2 separate regions of the Homo sapiens genome follow, and region 1 is linked to region 2. Evidence: chromatin contacts called from ENCODE Hi-C data. All regions are on one chromosome and are shown on one strand. The core of a region is the stretch at or near the end of the contact, and the rest is flanking DNA. Distances in the headings are between cores, read along the strand shown.

Region 1 (2,700 bases), core at 146-2,645, 1.0 Mb after region 2:
TCTTTGCAACAATGTGGATGCAGCTAGAGGCCATTATCCTGAGCTAATTAACACAGGAATGGAACACCAAATACTGCATGTTCTCACTTATAAGTGGAAGCTAAACATTGGAAACACATAGACGTAAAGATGGCAACAATAGACACTGGGAATTACTAGAAGGGGATGGATGGGAGTGGGGCAAGGGTTGAAAAACTATCTATTGGGTACTATGTTCACTACTTGGGTGATGGGATTGATAGAAGCCCAAACATCAACATCACACAATATACCCAACATGTGCATGTACCCCTGAATCTAAAATTAAAACAATTTAAATAAAGAAAAAAAGAAAAATATATATTTTAGTTTGTAAGTTCTTCTGTGTTTTTCTGCTTAGCCCTGTGGTGAATGTGTGGTAAAATGAATGTTTTTAAGATGTGATGCTTCCCTAAATCTCTTCCTCATTTTTGCATATCTGCTGTTTATGAGTATAAGCTTAGTTTTTGGAAGATTGTCAATATTCAGTGTTTTCTTTCTTTTAACCTTATTCGCTCTGATGTTCATTTTCCCTGAAAAGTTCCCTTTACTGACATTTCTCTTTCATGTGAGAAAACTGCATTGACTACAGTCATATTCAGTGGTGGACTGAAGTGTAAAGTTGAACTATTTCAGGGACTTTTGGTCAATGTAGGCAGCCTTTATCATAATTTAGGCCCAAACTTCTATGGAAAGTTTAGATATTTAGAACTATAAAAGTTGTATCTTTAGCTGGGATAGGTAAAATTTCTATTCTCCTGGCGTAAGAGGCAAGTCTTTTTCAAATGTATAACCTAAGAACTATTGATAAAAAGGTCTGTTGTTGCTCTTTGATAAGATTAACGTAAAGTCAAAAATATTTATTGAAAAAATTTTTATAAACACCTACTATTTTATAAACACCTACTTTCTGCACAGCCCTGGAATAGGCAGATCCTAGAGTGTTGAACTCAGGAATACCGTGTACCATCAAAAAAAGGACTTCAAAGTCTTGCAGATTATTTACTTCTGGTAGAGTTAGGGTGACTCATACATGTAATTCCATTCTAAGAAAGCCTCAGAACAAAAGAAGGCAGAGTGGATCAGTACCAAAATCCTGGAGTTTAAAACCCATCAGCTCCAGACAGAGGAAGTCCATGGTGAGTGGGAAGTAGACTTTTCAACCAGCGGAGAAGCCTCCCTACTGAACAGGAAGCATGCTTTGTCCCAGAAAGACTGAAGAAAAATGCAGAGAGGGTGCCTTTCTACTTTTTCTATTATAGGAGAAGGGTGGATCAAGAGGCTGGCAAAACCACGAAGAATAAAATATTGCTGGCCCATGGAAACAGACATATTAAGAAATCAGGAAGTCACCCTGCTGCTCCAGAAGTGGTGTCAGTGAGTGGTGCCCCAGCATCCGAAGTCGTTTTGGAGAAGACAGTAGTCTTCAATGCCTGCTAATGGGAAACCTTCAGAAGAATCGGTTCATAGGGAGAGACTAGAAAGATAGGTGATAAATAATGACAGGGCTTGAGAATTCCATCTATGATGGACCTCAGTTTAAAATCCTAGTATCTTTGCACTCTTCCTAGTTTATAAAGACCCATGGTGTAAGCGTTTATACAGCATTACAAGCAAGGAATTCCAAAATTTCAACAAAGACATATCTTTATCAAAGCAGTCTCATTAGCTTGTAAATTTGACAGGGAAAAAATCATAGGGAAAACAAACTTGAATTGTTTTGTATCGAGGAAGGTCAAGGTAAATTTTCAATAAGGATGAAAACAATCTGGAATGGAGTGGCTTGCCCTTGTTTTAGCAAACCTTAACATGGAGGGTCAGGATTGTTCCTAGGAGTCTGGATTGTCAAATGAAGTGGTTTCCCAGAATGAGCTCTTAAAAATACAGATTTCTGCTCTCGCCACCACATCACCACCACCATCAATTTCCTCCTCCACCCACCTCCACCCCAAAAAACTCTGATTTAATCCCTCTGTGCTTAGGAATCTGTGTTTTCAACAGCATTCATCAGCCATGTTTGGAAACCTCTGGTCAAGGGAACCAATCAGGATAATTCATGCCGGTAGTTTTCCACCCTGACTGCATATTGAATCACTTGAGGAGCTTTTAACAACATCAGTGTTGGAGGTTCCTCTCCCAGAGACTCTCATTTAACTTACCAGTAGTGTGAATTTCCTAAAAGCTCTCCAGTCAATTCTAATGTGGAGCCAGGTTGAAGAACCACTGACTGAAGTCAAGTTAGACTCCAAATTTTCCATTTTGAACTTTTCTGACTTGCACCAATTTGACTTTTGAAATTGTGGGCATCTAATTTTTAGAAATTTCATACATCACTATCCCTACTTTTGATCAAAAATTCCAAACTGTAATATTAAAATTGGTTACATTTCCATGACTGCTGTCCTTCCTCAGGTATTGCTAGGCTGTGGTAGCAGCAGCAGTGAAAGAGTCTTTGACACACAGGCCCTATTCCTTCAAATCTTCTCTTACAAATCTCCTATATTCTTTGAGAGAGTATATTTGCTGAAAGGTTGATACAGCAGAGAGATAACTTCAGAATAAACAGGAGATTCTCCAAACCAAAAAGGCTAGCCAGGAGTAAGAAGACTCAGAAGAGATGCCTCAGTTGTCAAAAGAGAAAAGGCAACAGAAGACTTCTAGAAGCTGCAATAAAATTCTTTC
Region 2 (2,700 bases), core at 62-2,561:
CCCAGGCATGATGCGGCAGCTTAACATCAATGGAGCTCTGTATGTGGGTAAGTGACCGACCCTCGACCAAAGCAAAATTAGGCCAGTGCTTTTCTTGTTAGTCTTCCATTTGCTGTGCCGAGGCTATGTACTTTGCTGGATCAAATACCTGTAAATCAGGAAGCCCTCCAGATATTCCATTCCTTCATTTTCTGAACTGCTGACTCATGGCTGAGGGGGCAGGAAGGGCTCCCTTCGATGCTTTTATGCTTTGGACAGATCCACCAGGAAAACCAGGCTTTTCTTGTTTATAGAACAGGAACCTGCTAAATATAGCTCCATGAGTTCTCTCTGACAAAACGGGACCTGTCTTTCTTTCCCCTTGCAGAATAGAATGACTAGTATTTCTGTAAATGGCTTATTATAATTAATTCACTAGTGCAGACACATAAAAATGAAAAGCTATTTTTATCTATATGATATTTTCTATTGAAAGCATTCGACATCAGTGCATTTGTTTTGGTTTAAGATGACATCACTTCTAACTACACACTGCATTCTGTTGACATTATACCACACTTCAAAATTTACTAGACACTATTTGGTCTCAAGGTGGTCAGTTGGGCCAGAAATCACACATGAGGAATGAATTTATAGCTTTTGATTGTGTAAAAACTGATCCAAGTCAATCTGTTCCTTCAAGGATAATTATAAAATTGAGAGAGGTGAGGTACTGAGCAGCTCAAGGGGCCCACAGCCCTCACATGTCCCATGAATCAAGGGATGCCTTGGCCAGCAGCCATTCAAGTGCCCCAAACTGGAACCCCGACCTTGCCCTGCGGACACCTGTCCTTTGGCTCACCTCATCTCCCTCTTGCTTCCTGGCAGGTGGAATGAAGGAAATTGCTCTGCACACTAACAGGCAATATATGAGAGGGCTCGTGGGCTGTATCTCTCACTTCACCCTGTCCACCGATTACCACATTTCCCTCGTGGAAGATGCCGTGGATGGGAAAAACATCAACACTTGTGGAGCCAAGTAACACCAGCTGGCCTTGTCCAAGGGACAGAGCCTTCTATTCTGAGAATCCCAGGGGCCCTCAGACCCTGCCTGATGCTATATGCAGAGGCCCAGGGACCAGGTGTGTTTCCTCTCACCAAGAAGAAAGTACACACTGATGAGAAACTGAGAACCAAGACAGGCATCCCTGGGTGGCCTTTCCTGCTGACACTCCACGAGCTGACCCAGCAGAATTCTCTGTGTAGGAAGCATCGGACTTTGTCCATTGAATATGTAGCGGCTGCCAGAGATCACACATCAATGCAAATTCCAGAGCCTGTCTGCTATAGCTCAGTGACTGTGTTGTGATTCATAGTACATTAAAAAGAGAGAGAGAGAGAAAGAATCCCACAGGGCACTATTAAAATACTTCTCTCCTTCCCTGACTCATGACACTCTTCCTGACAGCAGAATGACTGTGTGACCTTGAACTTCACATTTCCCACATTGGCCCTTGGATTGTTCGGATTAACCCCTTCCACTCCTCACTGGCTGGTTCACTGTGTTCTGACTAGTCCATAAAAATAAAGATGGAAGGAGATCAAACACAGAATCATAATCATAATGCGGCCCCCTTCCCCAGAGCTTACCTCGAATGTGAAATCCCTACTTCTTATAATGCAGAGTTAAGGAGCTGAGCCCCCATGATTTTGTAGCTGTACTTTTGTATGTGTATATTTTTATAGCTGCAGATTGTCCACACAGTATACTTTTGGAAGTTTGGGTGGATGACTCTGAATTCTTGCACACCTTTCCTAAAAATTTCTCCCAAGAGAGACTTGTTTGGGCCTTTTGTGGTGTCAGTGGAATGGATAGGTAACTTGGGTGGGCAACTTGGGGAGCTGACCATTCTCTTTTGGTAAATGTTGACGGCTCAAGAGGATGAATATGAAGCTTTCCAAGATAAGCAGATTAAAAGGAACATGTGTTACCGAGGTAGGTCACTGTCATTTTTGTTTTAAGAGTTGGGGGGAGTATCTATAGTAAACTTGAATAAAGGGGACAAAGCTAGAACTTATTCATTCATTCATTCACTTATGGAGTTGTTACTGATTTTGCGGAGGTCAGGTTCATACCAATGGACACTAATACAATCAGTGTTCCCAAGGCTGTGCAGGGGTGGGGGGACATGCTGTCAGGATGGTCTGAGCATCTGGGTGAGAACCAGAGAAACAGGACTTCTTCCTTCTGTACCATGAGCTGTGTCCCTTTACTATGCAAGCACATGACCCCAGAGACAGCTGGTTCACTGGCAGATCCCCATGATGGACTTACTAAGGGAAAGGTGAGATGAACACTGCCCCCAAGGAGGGGGTGAAATATGATCTAACTTATGCAAGAGCCTATAATTAGTCCCAGTCTCGACTCTACATTTGTTTGTGCAGCATTCATTCAGCAAAGACTTTTGGGGTTTGTGCAAGGCACAGTTTTAAGCACATAATGTAATTCTAAAAGATGAATAAACTAGAGAGGTTCACTTTGTGCCCCAATCTCCTGTCTTTGGGAAGCTTTGATGGCCAGGATCCTTTCTCCCAGAGGAATCATGGTTATCATCATCATCATCATCATCATCCACTCCTAGACACATAATCTTATATGAGTGCAGTCCGGAGAAAGGCCACATGGTAGAAAGTGGGTCCTCCACTTCCCAGACACCCTTG

What was found. A loop is a pair of places that touch in the nucleus more often than their neighbours do. Pooled maps may share reads with other maps.
Region 1: a map of CD8-positive, alpha-beta T cell shows a loop between it and region 2 (6-fold over the local background). The contact joins two enhancer-like sites. A Hi-C loop is called at or near these places in 1 of 168 maps with a recorded cell type or tissue (CD8-positive, alpha-beta T cell), 1 of 37 single-sample maps with no recorded cell type and 2 of 50 pooled maps.

The regions. Positions count from the first base shown.
Region 1 is chr5:39,468,941-39,471,640 of GRCh38, forward strand. No RefSeq gene overlaps it. Among named protein-coding and RNA genes, the nearest start is that of DAB2, 45 kb to the left of the region's middle. Within about 2 kb of position 1,396, at least 4 of the 41 ENCODE cell types and tissues checked have a DNase peak (open chromatin) inside an H3K27ac peak, as active enhancers do.
Region 2 is chr5:38,462,965-38,465,664 of GRCh38, forward strand. EGFLAM (EGF like, fibronectin type III and laminin G domains) reads left to right here. Exons shown (of 22, transcript NM_152403.4): 21 at 1-47; 22 at 868-2,516. The coding sequence ends at 1,022. All of the region lies in intron 1 of EGFLAM-AS5 (EGFLAM antisense RNA 5), which reads right to left. Among named protein-coding and RNA genes, the nearest start is that of EGFLAM-AS5, 4.1 kb to the right of the region's middle. RefSeq lists an enhancer at 127-1,326. Within about 2 kb of position 1,312, at least 13 of the 41 ENCODE cell types and tissues checked have a DNase peak (open chromatin) inside an H3K27ac peak, as active enhancers do.